Linked DNA regions of Homo sapiens: all the other regions are linked to region 4. A link is an interaction called in ENCODE POLR2A ChIA-PET data of the cell type or tissue named here. Cell type or tissue: MCF 10A. All regions are shown on one strand. Each heading gives the region's core, and the rest is flanking DNA. Links, peaks and the distances in the headings are about the cores only.

Evidence for each region. Peaks named below come from ENCODE experiments on the same cell type or tissue, not always from the same donor. Only the 100,000 strongest peaks of a DNase experiment are listed, where the experiment ranks them.
Region 1: POLR2A ChIA-PET joins it to region 4 with 11 read pairs; 5 of 35 experiments call an interaction of 5 or more read pairs at or near these places.
Region 2: POLR2A ChIA-PET joins it to region 4 with 53 read pairs; 31 of 35 experiments call an interaction of 5 or more read pairs at or near these places.
Region 3: POLR2A ChIA-PET joins it to region 4 with 14 read pairs; 27 of 35 experiments call an interaction of 5 or more read pairs at or near these places.

The regions. Positions count from the first base shown.
Region 1 is chr3:156,778,633-156,783,971 of GRCh38, reverse strand. The region is part of intron 1 of LINC00886 (long intergenic non-protein coding RNA 886); the gene reads left to right. Among named protein-coding and RNA genes, the nearest start is that of LINC00886, 36 kb to the left of the region's middle. In MCF 10A, for the core only: no CTCF peak of the experiment used is centred there; no DNase peak of the experiment used is centred there.
Region 2 is chr3:157,135,069-157,140,407 of GRCh38, reverse strand. No RefSeq gene overlaps it. Among named protein-coding and RNA genes, the nearest start is that of LINC00880, 15 kb to the right of the region's middle. RefSeq lists a silencer at 4,414-4,708. In MCF 10A, for the core only: a CTCF peak has its summit at 2,799 (motif pointing right); a DNase peak (open chromatin) is centred at 2,787.
Region 3 is chr3:156,681,948-156,687,286 of GRCh38, reverse strand. All of the region lies in intron 2 of TIPARP (TCDD inducible poly(ADP-ribose) polymerase), which reads right to left. Among named protein-coding and RNA genes, the nearest start is that of TIPARP-AS1, 8.9 kb to the right of the region's middle. In MCF 10A, for the core only: no CTCF peak of the experiment used is centred there; no DNase peak of the experiment used is centred there.
Region 4 is chr3:157,079,511-157,084,849 of GRCh38, reverse strand. LINC00880 (long intergenic non-protein coding RNA 880) reads left to right here. Exons shown (of 4, transcript NR_034007.1): 4 at 1,575-3,183. It overlaps LINC02029 (long intergenic non-protein coding RNA 2029), which reads right to left and starts at 3,009. Exons shown (of 3, transcript NR_135546.1): 1 at 1,932-3,009. In MCF 10A, for the core only: a CTCF peak has its summit at 2,926 (motif pointing right); DNase peaks (open chromatin) are centred at 1,969 and 3,009.

The sequences.
Region 1 (5,339 bases), core at 766-4,765, 300 kb after region 4:
ATTTCTGTTACAGTAGACACACCAAATTTGGTTTAAACAATATGTGCTCTAGTTTTCAAATGACAAAGTCTGTAAGCATTTGGACACTGCAGCTTTACATATAAGGATGGCATCTTCTTCTAACCTGTAATAGTGGTCTTTGTTAGTGGCACCTCCTCAGTATCCATTTCTCCCCATTCACTTTATCAGCCCATAAACTGTTTTGCGATCCATGGGGTTTTAGGACAACTGAATCCACCTTCAGCCCCAGAATGGCTAATGTGCCTTAGGTTAAACTCTCCAATATATTATCTCCTCTAGCTAGAGATTTGTTCCAAGGGAATGTGTAACCTAAGTTCATCCAATCAAAGTAAATCTAGAGGTTTTTGCTGGGAAGAAGTTATGCTTTCTTTCCTGATAGACAAGAGCACTGAATCAATTGGCAGTTATCTTAGGATCATGATGAGTAGCAGCATTAAAATAAAGTAATTACTATGAAGAACAGAACAGAGAAACAATTGGAAGAAACCAGGCCCTAGATGCCATCATTTTGCTGCTGGATCAAGCTTTACCTGAAAATGTATCACTGGACCATTTAGTAATATAAACCATTAACTTTCCAATATTACTTAAAACCAGCTTGATTCAGGTTTTCTGTAATTTGCAACTAAAGCTTTGTAACTACTATACCTATCTGTTGGAAGAGATTTAGAAAAGAAAGGATGAGAAAAGGATGAGGGGAAAAAAATGTCTCAAGTGCCTTTAATGCCAGTGCTCTTTTCTATCAGGAAAGAAAGCATAACTTTTCCTCAGCAAAAACCTCTAGATTTACTTTGATTTGATGAGTAACCACCATAGTCATGTGAGGTGGGAGAAAAGTGAATCCATGTACTTCTTCCTGGGTCTAGGAGAGGTAGGAAGCCTTAGCAGCAGGGAGGGCCTACTCTCAACTAAGGTCACTCTTATATCCCTGCTCCTTCCAGGCTGAACTGCAACACATGCAGTTTGCAATTACTGAAATCATTTGACCACCATTTCTCTCAGATGGTTTCTACCACCTCCCTCTGAAGAATGATATATTGTTATCTCCCATTTTATAAATGAAGAAACTGAAGCCCAGAAATCCTAAGTTTCATATATATTAAACAGCAGTAGAGGATAAAGCTCAGATCTTCTTATTTCAAAACCTAGAATCTTTGTCATATAACACATATCATCCTTGTTACCCTTTTTGTATTGTATGTGGTAATTGGGGTCATCTAGAATGAGGCCTGGAAGAATTTCACATCCCTACCGTTTCCTTCCCTCTTCCTTCACTAGGAGTAACCAGAATGTATATTGTTCCACACAAGAATTAGGTCATCCTAATTTCTTTCAGCAGTGCTCCATGCTCCAAAAGTACCACCTTCCAACACTCCATGACCTGACACCATCAAGAGTCATATTTCCTCAGTCCGTAGGATAAAAATCTGCTAGAAATGCGTTTGCTGAATGAATGCACACTAAGATATGAAATATGATAAGTTTTACGTGTTACTCCTGTCTCTGAACATAAATACTTTATAAGTGAGCACTTAGATAGCCAGTGCCTTCCATTGAAGGAGTTAATATCGTGTCTATATTTTAGGCAGTATGGCAAGTTGGAGGCAAAAATATTTTGAGTTGAGGCCCTTCTTGGTAATGTTGCACTTAAACTATTTCTTCCTTCACTTACTCACAAAGCTTCACTTTTGCTCCAGCCCGCAAGTTTTCAGATAACTTTGGGTACACCTTGATCCAAATATAGAAATACTCTTTGCCAGCCTAACATGGACTCAGTCATTCCCAAAGTAATCACACACCCCTCAGCTTTATTCAGCAAACTTTACTGAAGGCTTACTGCATGCTGGCTCACTGTATGCGTGCTTACTCCCATGCAATATGCAGGCACTCCAACAGTTTAGGGTGTGGACTTGACAAAGATACCGTGTTACTTAGGCTCTTTTACTTGGCAAGGTACAGAGCATACTTAGGTTACTTGAGGAGACAGAAATTGTTAGAAAAACACATGGAAAACTATGGAGCTACAAGAAGACTCTTGTAGGTGGCCCGGTCTCACAGAGAACTAGAACATGGTATAATAATAGTTCTGAAGCTCTCACAGTATGACAAGAGCTCTGGTCATCTGGACATCACCTCAGGTTTGTTTATCTATCTAGTGACTGTACAATTACTGTGACTCAGCCATTCTCTTATCTTCCTTATTTTGCTTCCTTTTGTAACTTTTCTCCACTTCATGTCTTCTCCTACCTCATTGCTTCTGTTTTAAGCCTTTACACATCATGCCTCTGAGTTTCTGATGCTCTCTTCTGTCTGTGGCCCACCTTGTGTGACTCTACTCAAAAGCTCCAAGAAAGAGGATCTGTCCTAAGCATCTATTTAAGTTCTGAAATCAGTTTCCCCATAAGGATTCATAGGGCCTTAGGACCAGGCACCAACACCTAGTTTAACCAGAGGCATATTGATTGTCCTAAGTCTGACAACCGTTGACTTGGTCCCTGGGATGCTGTAGAGTACCCCTGGGAGATTTTCTTCTCTACTGATTTTAGCAATAGACCTCTCCCTGACCCAAAACAAAATGACCAGACTAGCCAGAACAGAATGACAGGTCACCATATATTTAGTGGTAATTTGGAGGAAAAAAACAGTATTAGAGGGTTAGGGTACTAAGCACTGAAAGCAACATGGGAAAAATAAGGAAGCAAAACTGGCTAAGCCACTAAAAAAACATGATCTCATTTAATCGAGACCTAAAAGGATTATTATGTGTTCCAAATGCACCTACCAACAAGATAATTGGGAGTCGCAATGATAGTTCATAAAAACTCTGAGTACAAGAGCTGGGGAGTACAAGAGCTGGGAAATACATCATAGGCCGCTTATCCAACCCACTTATTTCATATTGGAGAATTAGTTGACCAGTTAATTAATTCACACAATTAGTGGTGAAGCCCAGATTCATAAGCAATGTCCAATAAACCACCAGTTTGTATTTCTGAGCTAGTAATGAATTTCCCTGCCTAAAGATGTAGTAGATCACATTAAATGCTCAAAGAACTCTACTGATTGTCCCAGTGAATGTGGATAAGGTTGGGACAGAGCAATTTAATGTATTCATACAAGATAATGTCTGTGTTTTCAATAGCAGTAAAATATGTAGTAAGATATAACAGAGAAAAGCAAAAAAAGTAAGAGCTTGGAATCTCAGATTCAATATTGTCCCTGCCATCAACTAGCTGAGAGTTGTGTGTGCTTGGACTACTTCTATCAACTTTTTCTATCTCAGGCTCTTCATCTTCCTAAAGAAAAATTAGGCCAGAGGGCCACTGAGGTCCCAGGTGCCCATGATGCCTGTAGCACTACTTTTCTGGGAATGACAATGCCTACCTTTTGGGGATGGGATAAGCCCAGTGGACCAAGAATGCCAAATCAGCTGATTGCTAATCAACAAAATTGAGAAACTGATAGAGTGTTCTTAAAATTGTCCAAAGACAAATGGACCAAGGAAGAATTTGGCCTTTCGTGGATTCTTGGCTTAGATTTGTTGCCATCTCCAAAAGTACCCAGAGAGGCACTGAAAATCATTACACTTCACATAGGAAAACAAACAAACAAACTCTATAGTTCCATATATGGAGACATTTAAACATTTAAGCATTTTTTTTTCTAGTAAGCTAAAAATGGAAAAAGCAAAATGATGATTATTGAGTATACAAAGTGGCATTTTAATCTAGTCTCAGCAATAAATTTTGATGGCTATATAAATAAAAATGGACTATGCAGAGAGGAGGGGCTCCCAGTTGAAAGTCATATTCTGAGATAGCCAGTAAATCTGTAGGCTACTGGCAGGGCCACTTTAGATGGTTAGACACTAACCAACTGTAGGGCACATATTTATTATCATTTATTGACTATTCCAATACATTTTGTTTGTTAAGCAGAGTATTAGCCCTGGTCTATTTTCATTCATACATCCAAATAAAATATTACTAAAACAATAATGAAAGCCAAGAGAAAAATAATATAAATATTGAGAATTTTTCAAATCTCTCCTTCAAAATAGATTAGACATGAAATATGTATTTATAAATTAAATTATGGTAGCAGTGGAGATGGAGTATTATTTAAGATTTTTAAATAAATGTGTAAGTTTAGTGTTTTGAACATAAATTAGATTGTCAGACAAGGTGAAAAGGAACACTCAGATGAGGTTTTATTTCTTCTTCCAAAATCATAAATACTCTGTTTTTATAAGCTGACTGTAGCCCATTTCAATATGACAATATATGAATGAAAAGTTAATTTTCTCTACTAATTTGATTTATTAAACAAATAGTAGAATAACAATAGTGGAAAGAAATGACATTAACATTTATTCCTAACATCAGTTGTTTTCATTTTTCTTTGCCCCTTTCTCTACCAGGTCCATTTGCATGCCCATTTTTGCATAGTGGTTTACAAAAAAATAAAAAGCAAGACACTCTACAAGCCATAGTCAGCTGTTCTTTTTCTTTATCGCAGCACACACTCCCTCTGAGAGAGGCTTTTATCCATTTGATAAATATTTATTGAGCACCTCTTTGGTGCCAGCCTTTATTCCAGGTTCTAGGGATACAGTGATAACTAAGACAGACAAGGCCCTGCCCTCAAAGAACTTAATTCCAAGCTAAGAAATAAACATGTAAACCAATAAATAATTTCAAATGTTTTGTGGTGGGTGGCACTATTTTAGGAGGTAAGAAAGGCCCCTCTGAGGTTATTTGAGCTGATGGCAGAATGATGAGGAGATAAAAGTCTTGCAGTGAGCCAAGGGCACATGCCAAGGCCTTTAAAAAATGGGAAAGAGCTTAGCATATTTGAGGAAGTAAAAGGAGGCTAATGGGGATGGATTTGGTGAGCAGGGAACCAAGAGGTAGGTGGGGGTCAGCTCAGTAGGACCTTGTAGGTCGTAGTGTGGAGTTTGGATTTCAATCTAAGTACAAGAAGCCTTTGGAAGATTTTAAGCAGAGGTAGCACATGTTCTGTTCTAACTCAGGTTATTCTGGCTACCTAGTGGAGAGTAAATTATGGTGAGGCAATAACAGAAGCAGAGATATCAATTATGAAGCTATTTCAGCTTAGATGAGGATAAATGGCAGAGAAGATGGAGTAAAGATGGATTCATGGCCAGGTGCAGTGGCTCAAGCCTGTAATCCTGGCACTTTGGGAGGCAAAGGCAGGCGGATCACAAGGTCACGAGATCAAGACCATCCTGGCTAACACAGTGAAACCCCGTCTCTACTAAAAATACAAAAAATTAGCCGGGCGTGGTGGCACATGCC
Region 2 (5,339 bases), core at 842-4,841, 56 kb before region 4:
TCAGAGAATTTAACATATTGACCAATACTGTAATCTATCGACCAGACATTGCCAATATTGCAAATATTGATCTATTGATCAAATATTGCCAATTTTCCTACTAGTGCCCTATTTTCTGGTCCAGAATCCAACCTAGAATCATACATTGTCTTTAGTCGTAATCTTTTTAGTCTCTTTTCATTGTAATTGTTCCTCAGTCTGTCTTTGCTTTCATAACCTTGACATTTTTAAAGAGTGAAAACCAAACTTGCCCAATCCACGGCCCATGGGTCGCATGCAGCCCAGGATGGCTTTGAATGTGGCCCAACACAAATTCGCAAACTTTCTTAAAACATGATACTTTTTTGCGATTTTTCTTTTCTTTTCTTTTTTTTGCTCATCAGCTATTGTTAGTATTAGTGTATTTTATGTGTGGCCCAAGACAATCCTTCCAATGTGGCCCAGGGAAGCCAGAAGATTGGACACCCCTGTTGTAAACTGATGGTTCTGTCGAATATTTTTTAATTTGAGTTTGCCCTATTTTTTTTTTTTTGTGATTAGATTTGGGTTCTGTGTTTTTGGCAGGAGAAATACAACAGAAGCCAGGTTGTGTCCTCAGTGCCTCATTAGGAGGCACAGTGTTAATTTGCCCCAGTAACCAATGGTGTTAACTATGATCATTGGTTAAGGTGCTGTCTGCCAGTGTTCTCTATTAAAAAGTTACTATTTTACACTTTGTAATTAACAAGTAGCTTTTGGGGGAGATACTTTAGATCATATAAATATTGTTTCTTTTGTTTTTTATTTATTTTTTTGAGACAGAGTCTTGCTCCATCTCCCAGGCTGGAGTGCAGTGGCATGATCTGGGCTCACTGCAACCTCTACCTCCTGGGTTCAAGTGATTCTCCTGCCTCAGCCTCCCAAGTAGCTGGGATTACACACGCCTGCCACCACACCCAGCTTTTTTTTTTTTTTTTTTTTTGTATTTTTAGTGGAGATGGGATTTCGCCATGTTGGCCAGGCTGGCCTCAAACTCCTGAACTCAGGTGATCCACCCACCTTGGCCTCCCAGAGTGCTGGGATTATAGGCGGGAGCCACTGCACTCAGCCTAGATAATATCAATAGTGCTTCTTAATTAACTTCTGCCTACTAATTCTAGCATCCATTGATGATTTTTACCTGAAATAACTATTGAAAATGATTTTTAAATTTCAGCATTCGCTCGACATTTATTAGTTGGAATGCCACTGTAAGAAAGAGCTTTCTTTTCTCCTTCATTTATTCATTTGTTTATATGTTTCAGTATGGACTCATTCTATGAAGTTATAATCCATTACTATCATTATTTCGTTACTCAAATTCCGATGTGGCCAATGGAAACCCCTTTAAGATAGTTCCTGTGTCCTTTATTATTTATTTATTTATTTAGATGGAGTCTTGCTCTGTCACCAGGCTGGAGTGCAGTGGCGCGATCTTGGCTCACTGCAACCTCCACCTCCTGGGTTCAAGTGATTCTCCTGCCTCGGCCTCCCGAGTAGCTGGGACTACAGGTGCGCACCACCACGCCCAGCTAATTTTTGTATTTTTAGTAGAGACGGGGTTTCACCATGTTGGCCAGGATGGTCTCAATATCTTGATCTCGTGATTTGCCCGCCCTGGACTCCCAAAGTGCTGGGATTACAGGCATGAGCCACCACACTCGGCCTCCTGTGACCTTTAAGATGAATATTTTAAAGACTTTTTCCCACATGTGTACCTTTCCAGAAGGTTCACACCATTTGTGCTTTCTCTAGACCTGTATAACCAGAAGCTCTTGGGAACATGAGTTCTTGAGAATATCAGCACTGGCGTCAGAGGGGATGAAATAACTTTCAAAGATCAGGATAACTACCTTGCCAATGTATAGGGCTTCTCATGGCTGCAGTTTCCAGAACAACTTTTCTTTTGGTCCAGGACGATCTTCCCCATTGCTGTGGTTTGGATATGGTTTGTTTGGCCCTGCCAAGTCTCATGTTAACATTTGATACCCAACATGTTGGTGGCAGGGCCTGGTGGAAGGTGTTTGGGCCATGGGGTGGATCCCTCATGGCTTGGTGCCATGCTCAAGGTAGTAAGTGAGTTCTCGCTCTATTAGTTCCTGTGAGAGCTACTTGTTAAAAAGAGACTGGCACCTCCTCCTGTCTTCTTGCTTTTGCTCTTGCCATGTGATCTCTGTACACACTGATTCCCCTTTGCCTTCTGCCATGAGTGGAAGATTCCTGAGGCCCTCATCAGAAGCAGATGATGGGTACCATGCTTCTTGTATAGCCTGAAGAACCGTGAACCAAATAAACCTCTTTTTCTTTATAAATTACCTAGCTTTGGGGCCGGGTGTGGTGGCTCACGCCTGTAATCACAGCACTCTGGGAGGCCAAGGCGGGCCATTCACGAAGTTAGGAGATGGAGACCATCCTGGCTAACACAGGGAAACCCCGTCTCTACTAAAAATACAAAAAAATTAGCTGGGCGTGGTGGCAGGCGCCTGTAGTCCCAGCTAGTCGAGAGGCTGAGGCAGGAGAATGGTGTGAACCCAGGAGGCGGAGCTTGCAGTGAGCTGAGATCGCGCCACTGCACTCCAGCTTGGGTGACAGAGCAAGACTCCGTCTCAAAAATAAAATAAAATAAAAATTACCCAGCTTCATGTATTCCTTTATAGTTACACAAACGGACAAAGACACCCATGCACGATCGGTTTCCATAGTCCTACAATCTGTGGTTCCTTGAACGCCTTTCAGTTTGCATAGTCAGTAATAAGAACCTACGCCACTAGAGGTCACTCTTTGGCTGTCTGTGATACAAGATCTTGCTCTAAGTTTTACTTCAGCTGACTGGCAAGCCTTATTCTGAACACAATAAAGGCTTGTCTGTTTACAAAGGAACACTAATGTCTTTAGCTACATCCATTTAAGCCTCATTTAGGCCTTTAATCCAGACTTGAACCTTTGGCAATAACTCTAAAGGTACATACCTTTGCTAGATTCTGCTGGCAGAAGAATAGATAGCAACCCTTATTTATATAAGCACTATGTGCCAGATGCCATTCTGCTTCACATATATTAACTCATTTGACCTCTTTCTAAAACCGTGTGGTGGGAGAGGAACCCATGAGTTGGTGATTTCACCCAGCTAGTAAGTGATTGAGCCAGGATTTAGTTTGTTGCAGAGTCTGTATACTTAACCACTCTACCAAGCCCGGGCTGACTGGTCTCATTACAAAGCATCCACATAATGAGGTTTGAACTCATCAAAAGTCTTTTAGAGCTCAGCAGTAGACGCTGCTTGCCACGTGTGTGCTACTGGGAAATTGTCCAGCAGAGTCATGCACATACCCACACCTGCACCCAGCCCGTTGCTTGTGGTTGCAAGCTGTCCAGGTCCAGAGATCAACTCCAGTAACCCTGTGGCTCCACCTGCCACCCCATTCAGTGTGGTGCTCAGAGAACCTGAGGGTGTCAGCTTTTCCTTGCTTTGCTATTGCTTCCTAGAAGCAGTGTCAGCTTGCTTTGGAAGCTGCTTCAAATTAAGCCCCAAGGTAGCTGATAAAGTTTGAGGTCTTTCCTCCTTGGCCGAGGTGGTGAAAGAGGCATGGGTTCTGGAGTTCAACTGGCCTGCATTAGAAGTCTAGTCCTCCTACTCAGTGGCCATGTGGCCTTGGACAGAATTGCTTAACCTCTCTGAGCCTGAGTTTCTTCATCTGTGGGTTGACAATGATAAACATTTCCCTTGTGTGATTGTTGTGAGATTCAGTAATGTATGTAAAGAGACATTAGCACAGAGTAGGAGGTACTTGATACATCTTGCTATTATCTCTTCCTTAAAGGCATAGCCCAATTCCTAGCAAGCAGAAAGGCTGACCCTGGTATCTTGTCCTAGGTGGATCTCTTGTTTTTCCTAAACATTAGTGCCCCTTATGGCCTGTGTTATTCCTTGAGCAATTAAAACACATCACTCTATGCTGGCAAGTGTCATTTATCGTGTTTGGCCTGATTCGCCAACTAGACTCCAATCAGAGCCAGGACTGTTTGTTATACTTCATTGTATCCTTAGTCTTAATCAGGGACCCAAAACGGTAGGTGCTCTCAATGACTGTCGATGACAATTATTAACTGAAGTCAGTTAACAAGTATTTATGGAGTATTTACTATGTGTCAGGCAGTGGGCCAGATTCCAAGAATACTGAGGTAAAAGAAACCCAGCCCCTCACTCAGGGAGCTCCTGCTGTGGCTAAAAGCTTTGCCAAGACATGAAAAGTTAATGTACTTTTCTGAGCATCTAATTCCCAGGGAATGACTTTGTTGAAGTAATCTGGCTCACTGTGTCTCAAACAGAAGGCAAAAGCCAAGTATGCAACCAGGAAGCTTTTTACACTGGGGAGTACATAGCATTGCATTTAGTACCCAAGGACGCTGGGGCCATTCAGGACCCCACAGGCTGTTCTTACCTCCTGCTCCTGAAGAGCAGCCCAACAGCTCTCATTCCCATCAAGATAACAGCCTGCAAGTGTGGGGGACAGCTTGCTGCTCTCCTCACCATGAGAGGTCAGTGCAAGACCTTGGACAAACCCGGTCAGTGATGGATTCCCCTTGTGAGTCATTCTAGCAATACATTATCGGAATGATTTGTTCTGGGATGGAGTGGATGAAAAGGAGAGAATGATTTGGAAAAAATGAAACCATCTTTTGAATTCATGAGTGCCACAAGTCATGAGTTCAACCAATGTTTGACTAACAAGTATTTTTAGCACAAAGATATTATATCTTTGAGGCAATTTGAGGGTTTCAGAAAACAAGTGCTGTCTGGAAACCCAAATAATAATTGAAGAAATACTACGCAATAGCCAAAAGCTTTACTCTCTCATTTGCAAAAGCAAAATGACATTTTTTTCCCCAGAAAAAAGGAAGGCTTTCAGAAGTTAAAAGAAATGCAGTTTACTGACTAAACGCCCCTCTGCAACAGAATAAAGAACCTTCCCTCTTATCTGGGTTCGGAACTGGCAAGCAACCTCCATGTGGGCACTTCATAAATATTCATTGATGATGAAAATGTCGACAGTGCAAAGGAACCATTTTGTCATTTCAAGAACCCTTTTGAAATGCTAGTGATTGAAGAAGGATCTTGACTATCCTTTGCAAATCTCGAACAAGAAAGGCCCAGTTCAGCTGTTCACATGGAATGAAACAGAACAAGGACACCGGATTAATCTCTCCTGGAGTCTTGGGTTGTGACTGTACTTATAAAGAGCAGAGCAAACTGAAGCAGTGGGTAGGATTTTTAAATAACCACTCCCCAGACATACAAGCAACTGACATTCAGCAACTCC
Region 3 (5,339 bases), core at 534-4,533, 400 kb after region 4:
ATCATGAAGGTACCAGAAATGTCATACAGCCTTAACTTTTATTCAAGTTTAGTCACATGTCCTAAGATCACAGAAGGCACTATAAATGAGACATACTTCTCAACCATAGCCTGATGAGAAAGTGAAACTTAATTTCTGTAAGAACAGCTGGGATAGAAGGCACAGGTTAGTTTTTATAAATTGGTAGCATGCCTTATACTACCTTAAATTATGCAATCACTGATTTTTATAAAGAGTAGATATCCCCTCTGTTAAGAAAAATATTTTTAAAACTGAGAGGTTTCTATCTTATCTCAAAGTAAACAATAAAAAATGCCTCCCATGTATTCAAGGCACAAATAGTGGTTAATTCAATTTTTTGAATATAGACTTTGACATCCCTTAAAAAGGGATAAAATAAACGTTTTTATAATTTTTTCTACATAAATATAATACTATATGTAAATGATAAAATTACTTAAAAATAAGTTGCTTTCAAATACCTCAATTCAGCACTCATTTACACATAACTACTAGTTATAGTTATCATAAAAATATTTTCTAATGCCTAGTAAGATATAAACTATTAGCTTAATTTATTTCTGCTTTGACTTTTAAATTACAAATGATACCCATAAAAAGGTTTTTACTCAGAATTTTCTATTATTTAGCTTTGGCTTTTTCCCCAATTAGTCCAGATGAACTAACTGATCAATGAAAGAATCAGAAATATACTCATTGGTGACTTATTACGTATTTGATGCTAAGAACCCAGAGAAGAGTAAACAGCTTTCAGCAGACTAGAGATTTGAATGCATACAAGCAACCTATATATAGAGAATTCATCACTCTGATAGTTCTTTAAACAAATTGCTAGAGAAAAAGACTTCCTAGAGAAAAGACAGAGAGTCTTTTTATTGTCTAGGTTTTATAAGCTATAACAAAACCTTTCAAACATCGTCTTAAATTGGTAACTTTTTCTGAGGGAGTTGGATTCTACAAAGCCAAGTTTCTATGATAGATTCAATTTTATCAATTAGTTAAGAGAGTCGAAATTATTTCTGAGTAACAAATTTGTAGAACACTTTACATAATGCTTCTGATGTCTGCCAGCATTTGGATAATCCAAATGTCAGAAAGCAAGCAAGCAAAGTTCCTTCTGTTTCACATACTTTACCCTGACTCTGTTTCACATACTCTGCACAGATTCAAGGATGTCTTTCTTTTATTAGGATGAGTAATTAAACCTTAGAAGGCAAACCCAGTGTTTATCCTGTGCTAATTTTTACTCTCTAAATGCCTGGTAATGAAAGAGCTAAGCCAGGTGACACTCAGAAACCAAAGACCAACCACAGCAGGAAATTATTTAGAGTATTTTGTGCCATTTGCCCTCTCTACACCTTGATCAGCTGCAGGAACTGTGAAGATCACAGGGTGCATGCAAGATTCTGAAAGCACATGCACTACTGCAAGCAAAGTTCACCCTTTGGTCCTCACCCTTGCCATTCTTCACTGACTGTTCAAGTGCTAGTGAAAATTTAGACCAAAGATGATCATCCAAACTCTTTGGCTATGTCGTATAAGTGGGACAATTTAAGAATTCTTCAATTAATTCAAAAAGAAAAGCTAATGTAATAAAGAGAAATTCTTGTAAGTGTGGTCTAAACATATTTTCTAATCATTACCAGAAGTACTATGTTTCAACATAAGATTACTCACAAATCCTTCCTTATACTCAGAGGCAATAGCACCAAAACAGAGGACTTCAATTTGCATGAAGAATACAAATTTACTGAACTCTTCCTCAGACAACTTAGTCATGGGAGATTCTCAATACACTCCTTACACAACTTTTTGTGGTACACATACTCGAAAGTCACTGGTTTCTGTAGAAGGTGAAAAGGAATAGTTGCTCTAGCATTCTCACTCTTGTAAGAACTTATCCTTTCATTGTGATGACCATGCAAAGGTTCTTTACTTGTCAAGTGGGTGTTACCAGTAAGTAAACAGCATAGAGCAGAGAAAGATCCAGGAGACAGACACATTTTGTTGTGTGGAAACGGCAAATAGGAATGCTTAGTTAACTCTCTTCAATGCTTGCCTTAGTAACAGTAACTAGCTAAGTCAGCAAGGAAAATTGGAAGTTTCACAAATGACAATTAGAAGTTTACTAACGTCATCAACTTCTAAAATTTGAGTTCCTAATCACAGAATTGATTATATTTAGCTCAAGTCTGCAATACTGTCCTCTTCACAGACTGAATATAAATCTTTACAAACAGAATTTATTGTACATAAAATCCTTAATTTTCAAAAATTTCAAAATGTATTTCAGAACCTACCACTTGTAATTTCAAATTCACTATTAACAAGTGAATTAATCTCAAAAATTTGAAGCTTTCAGTTACTGTGTCAGGGATTGAGGTGGATTAGGTTTAACGTTTGAAGGAAGAAATTTTAAATTGGGGTGAGTCTGTATACGGTATAATTCTCAGTCCCTAGAAAGCACTGTCATAAACAATCTATAAATATAAAAATAAGCCCTATTTAGTTTTGTTAAAGAAATTCCTTCACATCACTGGGCGCAGTGGCTCACGCCTGTAATCCTAGCACTTTGTGAGGCCGAGGCAGGTGGATCATCTGAGGTCGGGAGTTCGAGACGAGCCTGACCAACATAGAGAAACCCTGTCTCTACTAAAATACAAAATTAGCTGGGCATGGTGGCGCATGCCTGTAATCTCAGCTACTCAGGAAGGCTGAGGCAGGAGAATTGCTTGAACCCAGGAGGCGGAGGTTGCAGGAGCCGAGATTATGCCACTGCACTCCAGCCTGAAACTTGGTCTCAAAAAAAAGGAATTCCTTCACATCTAAAATGTGGCTTGTTTGCTCCTAGAAATGGTGAACTTCAGAAGTATTTTATTCCTTGTACAGTTTCTGTTTAAGGTGTTGCAAAGTAGCGGTAAAATCAAGATCTCAGGCTATCACCTATTTCAAACCCAGAATCAAAGGGAAAATGGCTTAACCTTCAGCACTGTGGTCTTTTTCAAAGATACAAAATCTCTCGAACTCACTTTACCTTAAGACCCCAATCTTATTATAAAAGAGAAACTCTCCTACTTTTACAAAGTGAGTTTCTTTCAAAACTTTTACAGTGTCCAATTTGAACTAGCCATACAAGTTGTGCCAAAATAATTATCTTGCAATTTGAAATATGTTTTTTCCTTTGCAAAAAATGATATACACATGTACTAAGTTTTCCTTCCACAAAAAGACAATTGCAACTCACAAATTGGAGACTGATAATTATTAAAGGTTGTTGGCTAAGGTTAAGAGGACTTAAGGTCCTAATTTAAATGCAATCCAGAATCATCACCATCAGACAAAGGATGCAGAATCTGGTGGTCTCAAATCAGGAGATAAAAATAAAAGAGACCATGGGAAAAAAGTCATAATCTCAAATGGCTGTATTTTTGTAGCATTCCTTGAGTAGTCAAGGTTTGCATAGACTACATACTGCTTTATCCTTTAGGAATAGCACCCAAACCCAGAATAAAACTAAGGATCACTGACCATGATTAGAAATACACAGAAGAACTTATGAAGTTTATCTTTACTTTATGGTAGATTGTAAATCTATGATCTAGAAATTCTAGTATAATAGGATAATTCTAGTATAATAGGAAATAGATTTACAGGGACACAACAGAGTTATCAGTCAAAAGTCAGCATTTTTTTTTTTGCATGCCCACTATGTGCAGAATGAAATTTTAAATGCTGAATGGAGTTACTACTATAAATTGAGCACCCCAAATCTGAAAATCGGAAGTGCTTCAAACCCAAAACTTTCTGAGCACCAAGATGATACCCAAATGCTCACTGGAGCATTTCGGATTTCAGATGCTTAACTGGGGTACTATGCAAATATTCCAAAATCCAAAATCTGAAACACTTCTGGTCTCCAAGAATTTTGGATAAGGGATATTCAACTTGTATTCCTTTTTTTTCTTACTTACAATAAAAAGTAAGAGCTTTGGATTCAACTCAATGATAAAATATATAATGTATCATGCAATTATTTTTAGGGAATGCCACATAACCTTACAAGCTATTTCCTCCAACTGTCTGATTTAAAAGTTATAAATCATTTTGACAAGGTTCATTTTCATTACCATAAATACATCAGGAAAAGAATGACCCCAACCTGAAGCCAGGTGGCAGCTGCTTCAAAAAGTCTAATCTGCTTATTGATGAAAAACCAAAAAGGGAATAAATAAATGATTGCTATTGATTGCCATGACAGCTCTACACAGATCCAGTAACTTCTCTGGGTTAGTATAGACAGAAGCCAATTAGTTTTATTTCATATGTAAATAGTAGCATAAAGAAGTACAAAAAATAATTCATTGGATTGCTTTATCCTAAAGCACAAGGCACACATTTTGAAAGTCACTTCAAACACAGTTCTTGCTTATGGAGCTGTCTTTCTCTTAGGCAGAAATTTTTAAAATAAATTTAAACTCATCCAGCTGTGTATATTCAAGAACTACCAAAAAGTCACAAGGCATAGTAAGTTTCAGCTGTTCTCCTCTCTCCAGTGTTATCAATAACACATAATGAGTTAGTTCATACATCATCACAGCTGTGCACGCCAGAGCTAACTTGGCTAATTTAACTACTCCAGTAGAGTTCAGTCAGGAGCTTGCTCTAGTTTAGCTAATTCACTATGCAAGTCATATAGGGACTGTAACAGTATATGCTTTTTATGATCATTAATATACATTTCTCTTTTATATAGAGTTTCTGTGAAGTCATCTAATGGTATTGTCCCTTGGACAGAGTTTAAAAATAGACTTCTAAGGGCAATTAGCAATCAAAATCACTCAGCAACTAAAACTATGACAACACTCTAGCCTTAAGCCTTAAAGCAACTAAAGCTCCCTCTTTTATCAGTGAGCATTAATCCCAAAAGAAAAAAACCCTGTCCTCTGAAAAAAATTAATAATGGATTCAGGGTTTGCAACTTTCCTCTTCCTCTTCACCTCCACTCTCTTTCAATAAATTCAGAATTAGAAATAATCATTGGTCACATGTGCACCTGCAGGTAGCCTCCAAAATAAGGTTTGCAGTGTGTCCCTTCTTGACAGGTGGAAATAAATAGAAAATTGTTCTGGCTCAATTTAAAATGAATGTAATATGAAACTAGTGGTGATCTTGTTTGCTAAAGAGAGATTTGCACAACCTCCATAATTTCAATTATCCACAACAGTACTCCACAGTGTGCAAGGCTCTTTTAAAACTGCTTAATTCTGCCATCCAATGTCATCGTCTACTAAGGATGAGTGCCTACACTGTTCCAGACT
Region 4 (5,339 bases), core at 950-4,949:
CTTTACTTCATTTTTTGAGCAAGCTAGAAAGAAACCATGAAGGCATCCCAAGGGACAAGTTAAAGAGACATCCTTAGGGACAAAGCTGAAGGAAAGGAAGGTTGTGCTTTTCTCTCAGATGGTGATCTAGCCCATGAAGGGAAGGGCTCATTGCAGGGCAAGGCTGTTGGAAGATCTTTCAGGAGTGGAATATGTTGTAAGCCTATCTACCCCATCATCATTTTCCCCTCCATTGTTCCTCTCTTGGACCCCAATTCACCTGCAGCAAATAGCTTCCTAACTGGTCTAATGACATTTAGTTATGACGTTTTCCAAGTTGTTCTCCACAGGGAGATCAAACTCTTTCTGAAATGCACATTGGATCACATCACCTGGCCACTTCAACACTTCAGTGGCTCCCCGTGCATGGCCTTCCCCAGCCTGATTGAGAATCTCACCTCCTTGCTGTCTGCACTCAGGTCACACTTGCCATCTTTCATGGCCTTGAATACACATGTGCAGCCCCACTCTAGGGGTTGCCCAGGACCCACTGGGCTTAGTTAATCTTATTGTTCCTTCAGATTTTATTTCACTCATCATTTCCTCAGAGATTTCCCTGACGTCCCTTATTAACCAAATCCCCTCATTATATACCCAGGACCCCACACATTGCAATGATGTTAACTTGTGTGTGTGTTTGATCAAGGTCCTCTCCTTTTGAAGGCAGGGACCATGCCTGCCTTTGCTGACCCTATATTCTTGGTACCTAGCATAGCCTGGTAAAGAGCAGGGATTCAATCAGTATTTGTTGAATAAGTGAATGAATGAATGAATGAATGAATTATGGGTGCTCTTTGAGGGTACCTGGAGGAAAAACAGAAATGCGGGAAGAATGAGAATTTAATGGAACCCAAAACTGGGGCATAGAAAAGTAATTTGAAGTACACCACCATCCTAAAATGACTTTTGGACTTTCTTTAGACTGAGTGTGAACAACATTTACAGTTAGATGTAACTCCATTCCCCCAAGCTATAGCAGCCTCAGGGAAAACCTAAGATTTCAAGCTGATTTCCAGAGCCTTTGGCTGTGCCTCCTACCCCTGCCACCCCATCCAGCCACACTAGCCCTCCCTCCCTTAGATGCTGATGCTGGCTTTTCTCTGGGGAGGGGAGGAATGGTCGAGTTGGGGGTGGATGACACCTCAGGCCCCCTTACTGAGAGTCTCCATGTGTTACTGCCATCCCTAGCACAGCCCCCACAGCCTTTATCCCAGCATGATCTACTTGCTGCCCATGGCTCCACTCTGCTGCATAGGGCACCTGACGGCCACCATTGCTGTGACTGCCCTTGCTGGGGCCTCTACTCTTGGCGGTGGGGGATTTTTTTCTACAAGTGTGGAAAGCTTTTCAGCAAGCCACTGGTGGAGCAATTGATTCCCCTCTTCTTTCCCTTAGATGATTCCCACCCTTCCTTCATTGTCATCTCTCTTAGCAGTTTTGTAGCAGGCAAATAATTTTCCCTTATTTGTTCAAAAATCTTAAATCTAGGAGTATAGGACCTGCTAATTGTTATTATTTCCTAATTTCTGTTTCAGGGCTCAGGGAGGACTGACAGGACTAGAGTTGACAACCATTCATCCAACAAACATTTACTGCACGAGGAAGAGAGGTGATCAAGGCACTGCCCTTGTCCCCAGGAAGCTCGCCAGTGCATGGGACTGTGCAGGTGTCTTCACCTCTGCATTAGGCATTCGATGTCAGGCCATGGCTGAGCATCCATCCTCTCTATGCTAATTTTTTCCAAAAGTCAAGAGTTTGGAAGAACACTAATGTGTTTTTCTTCCAGCCTTTCCTATACAAATGACAACATCATTACCCTCAGCTTTTAAAGTGCAAGTCTGTACAGAGATCCCAGAGTCAAGGAGGGCGCCTGAGTCATTTGAAATAATTACCTTTTTTTTTTCCTGCCTGAGTCTTGCATATCTGTGAATCAGCAATGTGGAAACTGGGCTTCAAAAAAATTAAGGGAGGCTTAAAGTGAGCAAAGCAGAGAAGAGCATTGGCAAGAGCTGAGCGCTGCCACAGCAGGAACATCATGCCGATCGTCATCTAAGGGAGCTCATGGTGCTGTCTGCCTCCTCTTAGCAACATCCACACAGGCTGGTACAGTCAGATCATTGTGACTTGGACAGGGATGAAAATACTCAGCTGACACCAATAGCTCCCAGCACAGCCAGGGTATTCTAGAGGTGTGTGGTGTCAGGACAGCCTGTGCGGCCTCATTTATTTACCTGAGTCATCTGAACAAAGCGGTGACTGGCTTTGCCTGGCTCTGGCAAGGACTCGCAACAAAGCCAAAGCCTCTTCCTCCACGGCCTTTGCTCCTGCAGCACAGCACTGGCATCTTTTTAGCATCATAGACACTGTCACGTGGCAATCAATGACAGATGAACTGTCCCTTCCCTGGGCCACAAGCTCTTCAAGGCGGGAGCCTCAGCCCAGTTTCTTCCATGTCTCCAGCGCCCAGCACAGGGCCTGGCTTCTAGCTGGTTTCTGATGAATAAACGAATGGCTATAGAGATGTACTCTTCAAAACACAAGGGGCTTCTATAGTGGCAACATGTTCAGTAGCACAGTGCTGTATTGGTTCTTTACAGCTTGCAGGACCCAAAGAAGGAATGATTTTTGTTTCCCGGGAAAGGTGTACCTCGTGGGGGCACTGCTCAAGGGAAGGTGCCCACAAGTTGGGGATCAAGGGAGGCACAGGTTGATCAAAGCCCCTGGAATTGAAATGGAGGTGTTCATCCTGCGGAGGCTCCGAACATCTGAGGCAGAGCCTCGATTCTCCAGGAAATTGACTTTGCCGGAGAACAAGGCTGGGGAAGGCAGGCTGTCCTAGGGGAGGAGTCGTATTTCAGCCCCACTGAGACCCCAAAGGCGCACTCCCATGCTTTACCCCAGCTGTCCACCAGGGGGCAGGCAGAGGCAAGAGAAGAGGAAAGCGGGCGGCTGGTCAGGCCCAGCACATCCAGCCTGGCATCCCACACGCTGGGCTGCCTGACTCAGACAAAGCCAGGCCGCTCCTCCTGCCTGTTGTGGCCTCTGTGATTTTATATGGTTTGGCCTGTGACATCAGACACCACGCGACCATGGTAACCAAAGTATACAGCCTGGAGTGAATGTTAATAAACAGGAAAGAAATGATACCTGGTGTCTTGCTTTACTCACCATTTGCGGTCTTGTTATCCACGCCTAATGTCTCCTTTATTACCACGAGCAATCGAGATGTACCTGAATTCAGCAAGTTTTAAAAATGAAAAGCTAAACTGGGGAAATGTGAGTTGGTTTCCTTGTTTAACTAACTTTGAAAATAGTGCCATGAGTGACCACTGCCTCTTGATATCCTGCTCAGCATTCCTCTTACGTACAAACATGTAATTTAAAGGGAAAATTATTTCCTTGACAATCCCCACATGCCTTCAAAAGTCATTTTCCCCAAAGAAACGTCAGGTGATGGGATCCCTTAATTGGTTAAAGTTTTTCCTAATATCCTCAAGGATTGAAGAAAAACAGCACACCTGTCTTCCTATACAAATTATCATCCTATACAAATTAATGGGCCCAGAGGCCCAGATCTAAAACAAACTAGGACTGAGTATAAAGGAATAAATGTTTTACCAGGCCAGATCACAGAAGTGAAAATCTTTGTGTAGAGATGAGAGCTGCTTCATACAACATCAGAGAGTTTGAAGGTTATAGTTCTCCTGCCTACCAAGAATATCTGATTAGAAGCTTTTTAAACTTTGCCTTAGTGAAGTTAAAGACTCTTTAATAAATTGCATCTTTAATTAGAATAAGAACAAACCAATCATATTACATGAACCAATAGAGAATGATAAAACAGTCCTAAAAGAAATGGTTTTCTAATGGAATCAGAATTCATATGCAAACCTTTTCATGCTGCAGACTTTTTTGAAAAGTCCCGATTTCATTCCAATAGTATTCACAGCTGAGAAATATCTTTTAAAGATATAGCATGATATCAAGTTACTTTAATAGTTTGCAAAATGCTCTCAAGAATTACCTAAAAATATGCAGTTTCTATGATACCATAGATGAGTTCATCTAAAATTGTTTGATCTTCAATTAAAAACATAAACACACTTGGATATATTTGGACACAGATGTTGCCAGAGTTTCCAGATTTCATTGTTCAAAGGTATTTCATAAATATGAAAAAATGTGTTCAGAAGGCGTCCATCTGATTGGGTATTCAGGCTTACAAAGAAAGTAATTACAGGGGCAGAGACTGGGAGTCAGCCCTCATTCATCTCAATTCTCTCTCACATATCAGCATAGCTTGACTTTGATTTTTTAGATGCAAGTAAAGGACATTGATGTAATTCAAATAAATTAGTTTTTTTCAAATATCCTGAGGAGTCTGGAATCAGACATGACAGACTTGATGGACAAAAGCCTGAAGGAGAACCAACTCTGAAGTCGTCATAATGGTTCTAAAAACAGTGTCTTTCCTTCTTATTGACCTAAATTTTCATCTTCTTTCTAGGGAACATTTGCTTGCCAGGTCCTTGGAAAAGGTCCACCTTTGGCTTCTCCTCTCCCTTCCTTCTCTTCTGCGTTTGCGTCTTCCATTGAGATTCCCACCGGGGAATGTCGCTGCCGCCATGGCATCCTCTGGTCAGCTGAAGTGACCTTCAACCTTCCTTGCCTTTCTCTGAGGGCAGGGGCCTTGCTTCTCCCATTAACAAAGCACTTTCGGGCAACTTTTAGGTTTCTTCACGGTTGATTAAACTGTGTTTATTTAGGACCCTTCTCCTCTTTCTGTTTCCGGCTGCTGACCTTTCTGCTGGTTCATTGTTGGAGGAGAACACTCACAGGGCAGTCTATCTGACTGCTTGTTAGCAGCTTTGGTAAAGATTTTGTTCTGGAAAACGTTCAGCCTGTTGAAATACTAGTGCATCTTCAAAGCATATGACGTTTTGCTTGGATAGTGTTCAGAGTTGCTGTTACTGGGTAAGGCCAGAAGCACATGAAAGAGAGAAACCTGAGGTAGCCTGTGAGCTGTAACTGCTAGCATCTCCCTTGAACCTGGTGCATGTTGATCTTCTTGCATGAAGCTCCATATGGCTTCACTTGGTATGTTGTGGTTCTTTTTTTTTTTTTTTTTTTTTTTTTTTGAGCTGGAGTCTTGCTCTGTCGCCCAGGCTGGAGTGCAGTGGCACAATCATGGTTCACTGCAGCCTTGAACTCCTGGGCTCCTGAGCAACTGGGACTATGGGCGCGTGCTGCCATACCTACAAAAAAAATAATTTTTATTTTTATTTGTTCGGAAAAAGGGT